3 separate regions of the Homo sapiens genome follow, and regions 1 and 3 are each linked to region 2. A link is a contact called in ENCODE Hi-C or POLR2A ChIA-PET data. All regions are on one chromosome and are shown on one strand. The core of a region is the stretch at or near the end of the contact, and the rest is flanking DNA. Distances in the headings are between cores, read along the strand shown. Region 1 holds the start of UGDH (UDP-glucose 6-dehydrogenase). Region 2 holds the start of TMEM156 (transmembrane protein 156). Region 3 has its middle 24 kb from the start of TLR10.

Region 1 (4,314 bases), core at 1,230-3,729, 500 kb after region 2:
GGATGTGTTTTACACAAGCTTTATTTTGGGTATTCTCGCCTTGCTATTTCCCATGAAATACGGCTTACCGATGACAATGGGAGAATCAATGAAAAGGCTGATGTACAATCTGTGCAAGTCCAAATAAATGCTCACTTGGAAGTTTCAATAAAATCTTCAATAAGCTTTAACATGGAGTTTGACATAGTGTTAGTGACACACTTTGCATGACACAGATGTCTGCCAACTCCATTTTCTATTTCTTTTTTCTTTTTGAGACGGAGTCTCACTGTCACCGAGGCTGGAGTGCAGTGGCACCATGTCGGCTCACTGCAACCTCCGTCTCCTGGGTTCAAGCAATTCTCCTGCCTCAGCCTCCCGAGTAGCTGGGATTACAGGTGCCCACCACCACGCCCAGCTAGTTTTTATATATTTAGTAGAGACGGGGTTTCACCATATTGGTCAGGCTGGTCTCGAACTCCTGACCTCAGGTGATCCATCCACCTTGGCCTCCCAAAGTGCTGGGATTACAGGCGTGAGCCACTGCGCCCAGCCCCATTTTCTTTTCTTTTTCTTTTTTTTTTTTGAGACGTAGTCTCGCTCAGTTGCCCAGGTTGGAGTGCAGTGGCGCAATCTCGGCTCACTGAAAGCTCTGCCTCCCAGGTTCATGCCATTCTCCTGCCTCAGCCTCCCGAGTAGCTGGGACTACAGGCGCCCGCCACTACGCCCGGCTAATTTTTTTTTGTATTTTTAGTAGAGACGGGATTTCACCATGTTAGCCAGGATGGTCTCGATCTCCTGACCTCGTGATCCGCCCGTCTCGGCCTCCCAAAGTGCTGGGATTACAGGCGTGAGCCACCACGCCCGGCCCCCATTTTCTATTTCTACTTTTATGTACCCTCTGGCCCTCTATTCTGCTGTCAGAGACATAGGAGTGTTTCCTTATTAAATGGGTTATTTTGAAATGAGTTTTTACCTCTGTATTTTGGGAGAGTCACAACAAACCAAACCGTTCCAAAACTACTCTTCATGTAAAATTTCATAAATTCAAATAAACATTCCAACCCAGAAGGGGTCACTAACAAATAACAAATGCCCTACTACAATCTAAACGGAATATAATCCTTCTAGCCCCAGCTCTCTACAGCATATTTTGCATAGGTACCCAGGAGCTAACGATGGGCATTATAGTTGGATACATCAGCTTCACACATTTTAATCATTTCCAGAAATTAAACAGTAAAAGATGCCTGACCAGAGAAAAATATTTAATCAGTAAGAAAGCCGGTATTAATTTTATGTCTAAGGGTTATCATGTAAAGCTGTGGAAGTAAACAAGAAGGAAGATGGATTATGCTTATCCAGTTATAGATTTTGTTAGAAAAAGGAGTACAGCAACGGGAGAAGAAATGAGATCTTTTCAATCAGGGTTGTCTACCCCTTACCTTAAACTGGATCCTGGCCACTAATAAGCACATCTCAGAGCAGACAGTCAGCTCTTTCATTTCCAGAACCCCCCTGAAGAAAGACTACTGTTCTCCATTTCTTAAGGGATTTGAAGAAACTCAAAGGCTCACTGTGTCTTTGAGGTCTGTCGATAGACAGCTACTGCTCTGTATGCCCATGAATAGATCCCTACCAGCGAACCCCTCTTTTCTCTATACTAGAATTCCTAACCCTACTAAGTTATCTTCCTATATATTTATAGGACGTATAATTTTTCAAGATCTCACACAAACATGGTCTCCCGAGGCACCCAGGAAAGGCCTTCCCCGACATCAAACAGAGCAATTCTGTGGTGTAGGGGGCCAACAATGGATTCCAGGACATCCCGGACAGATATCACGGCAGTCTTAGTATTTTGCTCTCAAGAGGGCTTTCTGGCTTCGTTTCTCTTTGGTTTCTTAAGAGGGGCGGCATGAGAAAAGCAGGAGCCCCTCAGGTGAGCAGACTCTTAAACACAAACAAAAGACTACGACTCTGCGGCCAAAATGAGGTCCCCAACGAGAGAACCGCTTCCTGTGGTGGGCGTTCGGCTTTGGAGGCGGCAGGGAAATCTCATCCAAGTCAGGAAAGTGGGTAAAGGCAGAAAGAGAAGGGGCTGGAAGACTCACGAGTCTTGAATAAGAAGCCCAGACGACCACATCCCCAGGACAGCAGTTCCAAAATGCGGTTCCCGCCCTAAGCCCCAAAGAGACGAAGGTCGTGAGACGGGAAGCCCGGGACCCAGCGCAGCGAGCGACCGGGAGCAGCGCGCACACCCCAGCCCCGCTCCCTCCACATCCCGCCCAGACCTGGGAGCATCCCGCCCGGGCGGCGGGGCCAGCCTGGGAGCGGCGCTTACCCACTTCCCAGCAGCAAGCGCAGGGACCGCTCCTATCCCGATCGTTCGGACAGCACCTTCCTACGGGCCGCGCCGCCGCAGCTTCTCCACCCGCGCCCCGCTCGATCTGAGCTCCCTCTCGGCGCACGCCCCTCCCTCAGGCTGCCACGCGTTACACTCTGAGTCCCGGGCCTGAGCCCGTATTTAAAGGCTTTTGCCTGCGAAGGCGGAGGCTTCATTCCCCCGCAGCCAGGCCCTCCTGGATTCTGCCCTCAGCTGCTTCCTAGCTCCCCCTCCCGCTACACAAGGCCCAGGGCCAGGTCCCTATTTCCTTCACGGCTCAGGGGCGGGGAGACTGGGGCTGGTCCTGGCTGGGAGGGCCTGCCCCGCCCCTGGCCTAGCTGGGCAAATCCGCTTTGGCCAGCTCAGCGGCTCCGCCCCTACCGCGAGCGGCGCTGGGCGGGGCTGCGTGCGTGGCGTGTCCGCTGGACCAGGGGACGGGGGCGCGCCGCAGGTGTAGGAGCTTTGCGCGCCTACCTGGCGGTCGTGGGTCGAGGAGGGGTCAAGAATTGTTGTCTAGCAGCCCTCTCCCCGCTGCCCTGTCCTGGCCGAGGCAAAGGCCGCGTGCGCTCCGCGTCTGCCAGGCTTTAGGGCTGCGCGGACACTGGGTGGGTGGTGGGCCGAGGCGACCGGAAGGTCCTGGCCGCCTTTCCGGTCTCCTCAGCACCCTGGAGCGCCGCCCTCGGGTTTCGGTCTCCTGGATCTGCGGGTCGGTCTCGGCGGGCGGATTACTCCTCGCCCACAACCTCGAGGCCCCGGGGTCAACCGCGCCCTCCGGGCCGGCAACCCAGGGTTTAGTCAGATTCCTCCTGACCCACCGCTTCTGGGAAAGAGGCGCCTCCCGTCAGGAGGATGCTGAGTTCCTCATGACTGGACCAGTGAGTGTCCACTCCCTGGTCCCTGGCGAGAGAGGCGGGACCCCCACGCCCTCCTGGCGCTCTTTGCAGAGATGTTCCTCAGGCCCAATCCGGGATTTGGGATGTCTGTGCGTGCTGTGGAGCAGAGAGTTTGCAACATGTAAGTGCCGTGCGTGAGGAAGAGTAAAATTAACCTATGGAGCCTGCTCATTTTTAATGTGGAGGGCAGTTCCGTTCCTTTCTTTCGCCGCTTCGAGGTCATTTTAACACTCAAATCTAACATATAAGAAAAAAAGCCAGGCATAATCATGGCCTTTTATTTCCCTCATTAAGGATTACATCAGGTGACATAAGCCATTTTAACATACATCATGAAGAAAGTGATTAGTAATTTATAAAGGCACATTAAAATACCATATAAATTACGGTTTTCTTGATAGGATCATGATGGTGACTTTAAGAAAGTGGTTGAATGTGGATGAAACAGTTTGCTGTGGATTGTAGCACGTGTGGCAGGATATGTAGGCTTGTTGGTTGGTTGTTTTGAGACGGAGTCTCCCTCTTGTCGCCGAGGCTGGAGTGCAGTGGTGCGATCTCGGCTCACCTCAACCTCCTCCTTCCAGATTCAAACGATTCTCCTGCCTCAGCCTCCCGAGTAGCTGGGATTACAGGCGCCCACAACCATGCCCGGCTAATTTTTATATTTTTAATAGAGACCGGGTTTTGCTATGTTGACCAGGCTGGTCTCAAACTCCTGACCTCAGGTGATCCGCCCGTCTCGGCCTCCCAAAGTGCTGGGATTACAGGTGTGAGCCACTGTGCCTGGCCAGTATATGTAGGCTTTCTGCATTCTATGCAGTTCAGTTCATTCATCCAACAAATATTTAATGCCTGTTGTGTGTCAGACGTTATCCTAAAGACTGAAGATGCAAAAGGGATTAAGACTCAATTCCTTTGGCCAGGCACGGTGGTTTACGCCTGTAATCCCAGCACTTTGGGAGGCCATAGCGGGCGGATCACCTGAGGTCAGGAGTTCCAGACCAGCCTGGCCAACATGGTGAAACCCCGGCTCCACTAAAAATACAAAAAGTTAGC
Region 2 (4,005 bases), core at 136-2,635:
AATATGTCATCAAATATAATTAGCAAAAATATTTTTATCTGGCTATTTAGCATTACATATATGCAACAATAAATATTCATTGCAGCAAATAATCAAATATGAGTTTTTCTCTGATTTTAATCAAATTCATATAAAGACTATTTAATGATAGAATACAGCCTTTTCTTTTCACCTTTTCTTCTTATTAAATGCTAGGGAGCACAATTACCATTTGAACCTCACATTAATAAATTTTCAAGTCCTTTGCTAACATCAAAATAGTTTAAATTTATACCTATTTATTTTCCTAATCTAGGTTTCAGCAATTATATCACAATTTTCTGAAACGTTCACAAAGTTAATTTTGTTCCATTTTTCTCCAGTTACAAATACATACACATACATCTGTTTAAATTTCCACTCACCTTATTTTGATTGTATTTTCAAAATATATAAACGCTTTTTCTTGTCAAAAGGTGACGGTAAGTTATCTGTGTGAAATAGTTGTAGTAAAGGGAATTCTAGCATTTTTAACACAATAAATATCACTTTCTTCATTAAAGAATTCCAAAATGTAAAAAGCATACTTAAAGCTGCTTTGGGCCAGGCACAGTGGCACAAGCCTGTAATCTCAGCATTTTGGGAGGCCGAGGTGGGTGGATCACAAGGTCAGGAGTTCAAGACCAGTTTGGCCAACATGGTGAAACCGTGTCTCTACTAAAAATACAAAAATTAGCCAGGCATGGTGGTGGGCGCCTGTAATCCCAGCTACTCGGAGGCTGAGGCAGGAGAATTGCTTGAATCCGGCAGGCAGAGGTTGCAGTGAGCCAAGATTAGGCCATTGCACTCCAGCCTGAGCGACAGAGACTCCATCTCAAAAAAAAAAAATAAAAAATAAAAAAATAAAAAAAAACTGCTTTGAAGAAAGTGTTTCAAAGAGCAAAATCATGATGCAATTATTGTAATCTCAATGTCTGAAATCTAGACTACAGATTTTAAATATTTTCATTTTTAGGTATGCTATGATAATTAAGTACTATGAATTAGGTTACTGTACTATATAACAGTCAACTAAAATTGCAATCTTGTTTTATTAGTTTTTCAGATCTAGAACTTCAGCCTATGCAGCATGTGTCCAAAAAGAGGATCTTTTCTGTAACCACTAGCTGACACTAATTTTTTTAAATTAAGAAAGGAAAGCTAGATTACAATTATATACTCACCTTTCGGTGTCTTGAAATATTCCGGCAAAATTAAAATGAATGTGATCACTATTGCCACAAATAATTTAAGGAGGGCTGTTTTTGTCATGTCTCTTCACATGACACAAATGTGTTCCCTTGCAGTACATTCATGGTATGTTGCTTCCTGCTTTAAGTTTATCTCTGCAGCACTTTAGGTTAATGCAGTTCACCTCATACTCACTTCCTTTTGAGTAAGACTTAAAAAAAAAAAAAGGTCTTGAACTGAGACTTCACTTTTGAGTCACTTCCCATTAAAAAAAAAAACTACCCCCCAAATAAGCACTTTCAGACCATTTATTTGTCTTTCTAAGCAAGAAAGGTAAATAAATGATCTCAAGAAGCAAGGGGATCTTCTCCCCACCCAATTTATAAATATAAACCCACAGTATACTCACAAAAATAAAACGGTGGGCTGGGCGAAGTGGCTCACATCTGTAATCCCAGCACTTTGGGAGGCCAAGGCAGAAGGATCACTTGAGTTCAGGAGTTTGAGTCCAGACTGGTCAATAGAGCAAGCCCTCCTCTCTACAAAAATAATTTTAATATAGCTAGGTGTGGTGGTGCACTCCTGTAGTCCCAGCTACTCAGGAAGCTGAGGATCACTTGAACCCAGAAATTTGAGACTGCAGTGAGCCATGACAGGCCACTGCACTCCAGCCTGGGTGACAGAGTGAGATCCCTTCTCAAGAGAGAAAGAAATAAAAGGGTGAATGTCAGTCATGTCTAGGTTGCATGCACATGACTCATTCATTTACTTATTAAATGATTGTCGATCCTGTTTGGTGCCAGGTGCTGTGCTGAATTCTGGTGTTCAGAAAATAGTACATCTAGAAGATAGAAACATTTTAACCATTGCCAATTTAAAAGGAAAAAAAAGTATTGTTTAATTTGCATTTGTTTGGTTGACAGTAATTCTAAAGATTTTTAATATTTGCTGGCAATTTGAATTTCTTTTGTTAATTGCATGTTCATGTCTTTTATTGCAGCATTTATATCCTTCCTGTTGATCTATAAGACTTTTTTCTCTATTGGGAATATGAAATCTTTGCATATGTTTTGCAAACATTTTTCCCAGGTTGTCATTTGCCTTTTCATTTTGTATATGGTGGGAGTTTTTCCACCCAACTATTTTGTAACAGAGTATAAAACACGTACCTAAAAGTTTTATGCAGAGAAACACAGTTCTTCATTGTATTTCTAATATTACACGAAATAATGTATAGTTTATCAATTTAATCATTTATTCTTTTGTTTTTGTTTTTTGTTTTTTGAAACGGAGTCTCAATCTGTCTCCAGGCTGGAGTGCAGTGGTGCAATCTTGGCTCACTGCAACCTCTGCCTCCCAGATCCAAGTGATCCTCCTGCCTCAGCCTCCTGAGTAGCTGAGACTACAGGCATGCACCACCACGCCCAGCTAATGTTTTGTATTTTTAGTAGAGACGGGGTTTCACCATGTTAGCCAGGATGGTCTCGATCTATTGACCTCGTGATCTGCCCACCTCAGCCTCCCAAAGTGCTGCAGTTACAGGCGTGAGCCACCAAGCCCGGTCTCATTTATTCTTAAATACAAAGTTTACTTGCAGCCTGATTTTGGCTTCCTGAAATGCACCAAAACTCGGTCATCTCCCTTGAAGTGGCAACATCTGACTCTCTAACATCCTGTTAGGGTTGATGATAATACTAATGGCCCACATCTCCATAGTTTTGTTTTACAATTTCCAAAGCACTTTTACAAATATTAGATTATTTTTTAAAAACACAAATATTAGATTATAAAGGGGATTCTAGGAACTGCTAGAAATGGCTACAAATCTGCAATTACTTACCCACTGCAAGCTTCTCCTTCCTATTTCAATGAAGGAATAAGAGATTAACGAATCTCAAACACAAGAGGTTGTTGCTACTACGCTAGTGTTTAACTTTCCTAAGTCTTATATTTCATATCTGAGATCCAGGTTCTCAAAAATACTTTAATGTGTTTCTATTTCTAATCAAGACCAAACGTCTTAATTAAATAATTATGCATTCTGTGTTAGATACAAATGTTTAAAATTGAGAGGATCTTTTATATCAAGGAGGTGCTCTACCCTAGGAAAGCAAAAGCAATATACTTTTTAGAAAATTATAAATAGCAGCCTTAAAAAGGATAGTTTAAATTTAACTTCTACATATTTATTAATATACGAAATATACGCTTTTATATACTTTATATGAGTAATTTTTTTTCCTAGTTGAAACTGTCCTCTATCCCTTCACTATATTCTGTGGAAAGGTCTTTATTGGATCAACAGCAGCAGCAACAATCGATGGCATTTACTGAACATTTACTATGTGCTACTGCAGTGTTGAATGTTTTGTATGAATTATTTTATCCAATTCCCCAGCAACTCTCTCAGGGAGTTGCTGTTATTCCAATTGGATAGACAAAGAATATGGGGTATAGCGAAGTCAAGTAAGGGCTCAAAAGTCACATAGTTAATAAAGGGTGAAGCTAGGTGTCAAACCTAACTCTCAACCCAACACTCCATTATACCTCCACTGTCAGACTGTGTGGGAACATTTGTCAAGAAGGGCCACTTATAAAATAATAATCATAGCAAACACCAATACAGTTTTTACTATGTGCCTGATGCTGCACTAACCCAGGGTTTCTCACTGGTGGCACTATTGATATTTTGGGACAGGTCATTCTGTGTTGTGCGGGATATCCTGTACATTGTAGGATGTTCAACAGCTGGTTCCAGTAGCAGCCCTCTCCACCCCAGTTTTTATTTTTTTAATT
Region 3 (4,478 bases), core at 1,979-4,478, 270 kb before region 2:
TGAATGTGAAATATAGACAACAGACTTAAACCAGACCTGAAGTCTGAGGCAGAGCCACCCTGGTTGAACAATAGAACTGTGAATTAGAAAAATACAATTTTGTTGCTTAACTACTGAGATTTATCTGCAATACTATCCTAGTAATAACTGACTAGTACATTAACTTATTCAAAATAGGTTTTTTTTTTTTTTTGGAGAGGAAAGGACATCGGGGCTCATAAAATCAATAAGAGGGTAGAGGCTTCGAAATAGGCAGGAGCCAGGATATTTCTCGGGGATGGATTCCAGGACCACCAGCAAGTGTAAAAAGCAGGCTCTCATAAAGCCAGGGCACAACTGCTGGGATGAAATAGAATTATTTTCTGCTCCTTTGATCCTCTGGTCAAGATCCAAGTACTAGGAAGAGAGTATGTAATTGTCCTAGCTTGGACTGCCTCCACCCACGAACTAGACAGTACAGGTATCTGGGTCACTATCTATCAGGCAATATCCCCTGGGAAGAAAGAAGGCCTCGAAGGAAATGATGAGCCGGGCACGGTAGCTCACGCCTGTAATCTTAGCAATTTGGGAGGCCAAGGTGGGTGGATCACTTGAGGTCAGGAGTTCGAGACCAGCCTGGCCAACATGGTGAAATCCGTCTCTACTAAAAATACAAAAATTAGTCAGGTGTAGTGACGCACATCTGTAATCCCAGCACTTTGGAAGGTTGAGGCTGGCGGATCACTTGAGGTCAGGAGTTTGGGACCAGCCTGGCCAACATGGTGAAACCCCATCTCTACTAAAAATACAAAAATTAGCCAGACATGGTGGCACACGCCTGTAATCCCAGCTACTTGGGAGCCTTAGGCAGGAGAATCATTTGAACTCGTGAGACAGAGGCTGCAGTGAGCCGAGATCATGCCACTGCACTCCAGCCTGGGTGACAGAGTGAGACTCCGTCCCCACTGCCAAAAAAAAAAAAAAGGAAGTGGTGTACTTTTCAGAAGAAGAGATTGACATTGGGCAGAGCCAGAAACAAGAAATGGCCAAGACACATGCTGACCAATGTACTTTTACACTGAGGGTTCCCAGCTTGTGGGCTAAGAATACCTTGGAGAGCTTTGGAGCTGTTGCAAGAGACCCTAAGTCTATCTATGCCACAACTATGGTCTGAGGCTTGGTAGATAACATAATTTATATCCCTATACTACCCTTCCCTGAAGATATATAGACGCTATTGGATGTTATTGGCTTAATTCAATGCAAATTCATTTTCAAGAGTTACTAGATTCATAGTAATAGTATCTTCTTAGGGTAGACTTTCCTAACCAAAAAATACTACAAACAAAATGACTGCCACACGGGAATCTGCAAAATAGAGATCACTATTTTGATCTCACTAAATTGTTCTAAGGTTCAAATGACTAAGTACTTGGAGTACTTAGTGCTTGGGACACAGTAAATATGCAGTAAATACCAACCACTAGCCTTCTGATGATGCCATTTTGTCCCATGAGGGCCTGCAGGAGAGAACTCTGCCAGCATGTGCACTGACCTGGTCACCTCAGTAGCTATATTTCTCACAGTGAACTCACGCTCGGTCTTGAGAGAAGGCCCTCCAACTCTGTGGCTCACCGGCACTGTCTTCCTGTGTCTGGGTAGGACCTAAACATGCACTCCTGGTGACTTAACTCAGGTGCTGCTTCCCAAGGAAGGTCACCTTAGCCACTAGGTGGCCTCCCTCCAAGTCTGTTTGTTGGTTAGGAAAATCTACACTAAGAAGAAACTATTGCTATGAGTCTAGTAACTCTTGAAAATGAATTTGCATTGAATTAAATCTAATAACAGCCAATAACATCTATATATATTCAGGGAAGGCTAGTATAGAGATATAAATTATGTTATCTACCAAGCCTCAGACCACGATTGTGGCATAGATAGACTTAGGGCCTCTTGCAACAGCTCCAAAGCTCTCCCTCCAAGTCTTCTCTAAGGCCAGCATTCTTCTTGTCCTATGGGCAACACATAGTCTAGACAGAGGGTAAGGGACATCAACAGAGTAACAACAAGCAGGTTGGTTGGTATTCGATTTTGCTTTGGAGACGAAGATGGCTTTACCTTACAATAAGCAGTCAGGTAGAGCTGGGGGTCATTTTGAGGGGGAAAATAACCCAAACAGAACTGTGTTTTAGGAGAATTAACCTTCCTAGGGTGTATAGGTTGAAGAATGAAAAGGAGATACTGCCCATGGTCTCTTTTTCTCTCTAGTGTAGCTTTTTCAAGCTAGAAGAATAACTATAACAACTTTCTGAAGTCAGTTTCCTCATCTGCAACTTCCCCCACAATCTCCCATCCAAGACCAAGGTAGCCTGATCCCACTAATCATCAGAGACCAGATGAAATCAGGTGTGTTCAGGATTGTACGGTGTGCCATCTATAAAGCACGTGGGGTGTGTTTCTACACTGGGGGTTCCCAGCCTGTGGGCTAAGAATACCGTGGAGAGCTTTGGAGCTGTTGCAAGAGGCCCTAAGTCTATCTATGCCACAACCGTGGTCTGAGGCTTGGTAGATAACATAATTTATATCTCTATACTACTCTTCCCTGAATATATATAGATGTTATTGGCTGTTATTGGATTTAATTCAATGCAAATTCATTTTCAAGAATTACTAGATTCATAGCAATAGTTTCTTCTTAGTGTAGATTTTCCTAACCAACAAATAGTACAAACAAAATGACTGCCACACAGGAGTCTGTAAAATAGAGATCACTATTTTGATCTCACTAAATTGTTCTAAGGTTCAAATGACTAAGTACATGGAGGTGCTTAGAACAGTGCTTGGGACACAGTAAATATGCAGCAAATGCCAACCATTATCATAAAGCAATTCTCATTCCTGAAAGGTGGGGCTCACTCATCTAGATGATCTCTAAAGCCATGCTTTGTGCCTCTGAGCTTTAATGGCTTTCTACATTTTATGAAAAATCTTGTGATGGGGGCAGACATTCTTTGAGATCTGTTGCTGTTGCTGACGCAGAAAGTGCCTTAGCCTATGAGCCATTCTTCTAAGCTTGGATAGAAGGCGTCCTTGGAAGAGGGCCCATATCTCTTCAATTGACAGTGTGGCCCAGAGAGGCCGCAGTCGGAGACCTCTGGGCACTAACACAAGGGCGGTCTGTTTCCTCCAGGGAGGAATGAACTGACTTCTGTTGTGTCCCACGCAGCTCGTCCACTGCAAAGCTCAGCGAAAAATACTAAAGTGACCTCAAGGTGGCACTGCAACCCAAAATTTCACACAAGGGCACACAACCTCAGTTCATTTTGGGGGGTTTTTGTGTTTTTTTGTTAATTTTTGTTTTTTGATCATATCAATTATTTTTATTATCTTTAGAAATAGAAACACAAAACTTAAGAATTTTGTAGAGAATTTGAGTGACTTTAAGAGTGTGTCCTCAGAGTCCAGTTTAAAAAAACAATTCTTCCGACTTTAAAGTCCTGGAGTTGCAGGAAGTATCCTGTCTTCAGGTGAGGGTCTCAGAGGTGATTTATTCCTGAAGTTGGGTATTTGCAAGCTTTTCAAAGCTTTCAGAGCTATCATCATCAGAGGGCCACAAGATGGAGAAGGCACTCCTTGAAATATCCTTTATTTTAGGAAAATAATTTTTCAAAAATTTCAATAGGTTTTGGTGGAACAGATTGTGTTTGGTTACACGCATAAGTTCTTTAGCGGTCGTTTCTGAAATTTTGGTGCCCTCATAACCCAACCAGTGTACGCTGTACCCAATTTGTAGTCTATTATCCCTCACCCCCCCGCTCCCACCCTTTCCCCCGAGGTCCCAAAGTCCATTGTATCATTCTTATGCCTTTGTGGCCTCATAGCTTAGCTCCCATTTATAAGTGAGAACATGCGATGTTTGATTGTCCATTCCTGAGTCACTTCACCTAGAATAATGGTCTCCAATTCCATTCAGGTTGCTGCAAATGCCATTATTTTATTCCTTTTTAAGGCCTTCAGTTTATTTTTTTTAATGATATATGATAGTTTACATATTTATGGAGTACATGTGCTATTTTGTTATATGCATCAAATGTGTAATGATCAAGTCAGGGTATTTGGAGTCTCCATTACCCTGAGTATCATTTCTACGTGCTGGGAACATTTCATGTTCTCTCTTCTAGCTACTTTGAAATATACAATACATTGTTGTTAACTAGAGTCACCCTACTCTGCTATTGAACACCTCCCCCCGTGCAAAAAAAAAAAAAGGATTGTATTGCTCAGTTCATTTTTAAAGCCTTCTTTCTCAAACTTTACTGTGCATAAAATCCAGCCAGGATCTTGCTAAAATGCAGCTTCTGAATCAGTAGGCCTGGGATGGAGCCTGAAATTCTGCATGTCTGACGTCTCTCAGGTGATGCGAACGCTGCAGCCTGGTTTTAGCTGGAATATAGCTTTCAGCAATTCTCTGCTGTTGTTTCTAATTAGGGACAGGAGTG

Evidence for each region. Hi-C counts contacts between places; a loop is a spot of excess contacts on that map. ChIA-PET counts read pairs that join two places held with the same protein, here RNA polymerase II (POLR2A). Pooled maps may share reads with other maps.
Region 1: a loop to region 2 is called in a pooled map, with 3 times the contacts of the local background. The contact joins the promoter of UGDH here to the promoter of TMEM156 in region 2. A Hi-C loop is called at or near these places in 1 of 168 maps with a recorded cell type or tissue (CD4-positive, alpha-beta T cell), 2 of 37 single-sample maps with no recorded cell type and 8 of 50 pooled maps. POLR2A ChIA-PET finds 5 or more read pairs at or near these places in 4 of 52 experiments (A549, HepG2, PC-9 and 1 more).
Region 3: a loop to region 2 is called in a map of OCI-LY7, with 4 times the contacts of the local background. The contact joins the enhancer-like site here to the promoter of TMEM156 in region 2. A Hi-C loop is called at or near these places in 6 of 168 maps with a recorded cell type or tissue (B cell, GM12878, MCF 10A and 3 more), 34 of 37 single-sample maps with no recorded cell type and 18 of 50 pooled maps. POLR2A ChIA-PET finds 5 or more read pairs at or near these places in 5 of 52 experiments (B cell, GM10248, GM12878 and 2 more).

Annotation. Positions count from the first base shown.
Region 1 is chr4:39,524,960-39,529,273 of GRCh38, forward strand. It overlaps UGDH (UDP-glucose 6-dehydrogenase), which reads right to left and starts at 2,480. Exons shown (of 12, transcript NM_003359.4): 1 at 2,324-2,480. It overlaps UGDH-AS1 (UGDH antisense RNA 1), which reads left to right and starts at 2,880. Exons shown (of 5, transcript NR_047679.1): 1 at 2,880-3,379. RefSeq lists silencers at 2,195-2,374, 2,625-2,924 and an enhancer at 3,305-3,364.
Region 2 is chr4:39,031,024-39,035,028 of GRCh38, forward strand. TMEM156 (transmembrane protein 156) reads right to left here and starts at 1,386. Exons shown (of 7, transcript NM_024943.3): 1 at 1,203-1,386. The coding sequence starts at 1,290.
Region 3 is chr4:38,756,488-38,760,965 of GRCh38, forward strand. It overlaps the pseudogene RNA5SP158. Among named protein-coding and RNA genes, the nearest start is that of TLR10, 24 kb to the right of the region's middle. RefSeq lists an enhancer at 861-990. Within about 2 kb of position 3,229, at least 9 of the 41 ENCODE cell types and tissues checked have a DNase peak (open chromatin) inside an H3K27ac peak, as active enhancers do; they include B cell and OCI-LY7, where a contact is called at or near this core.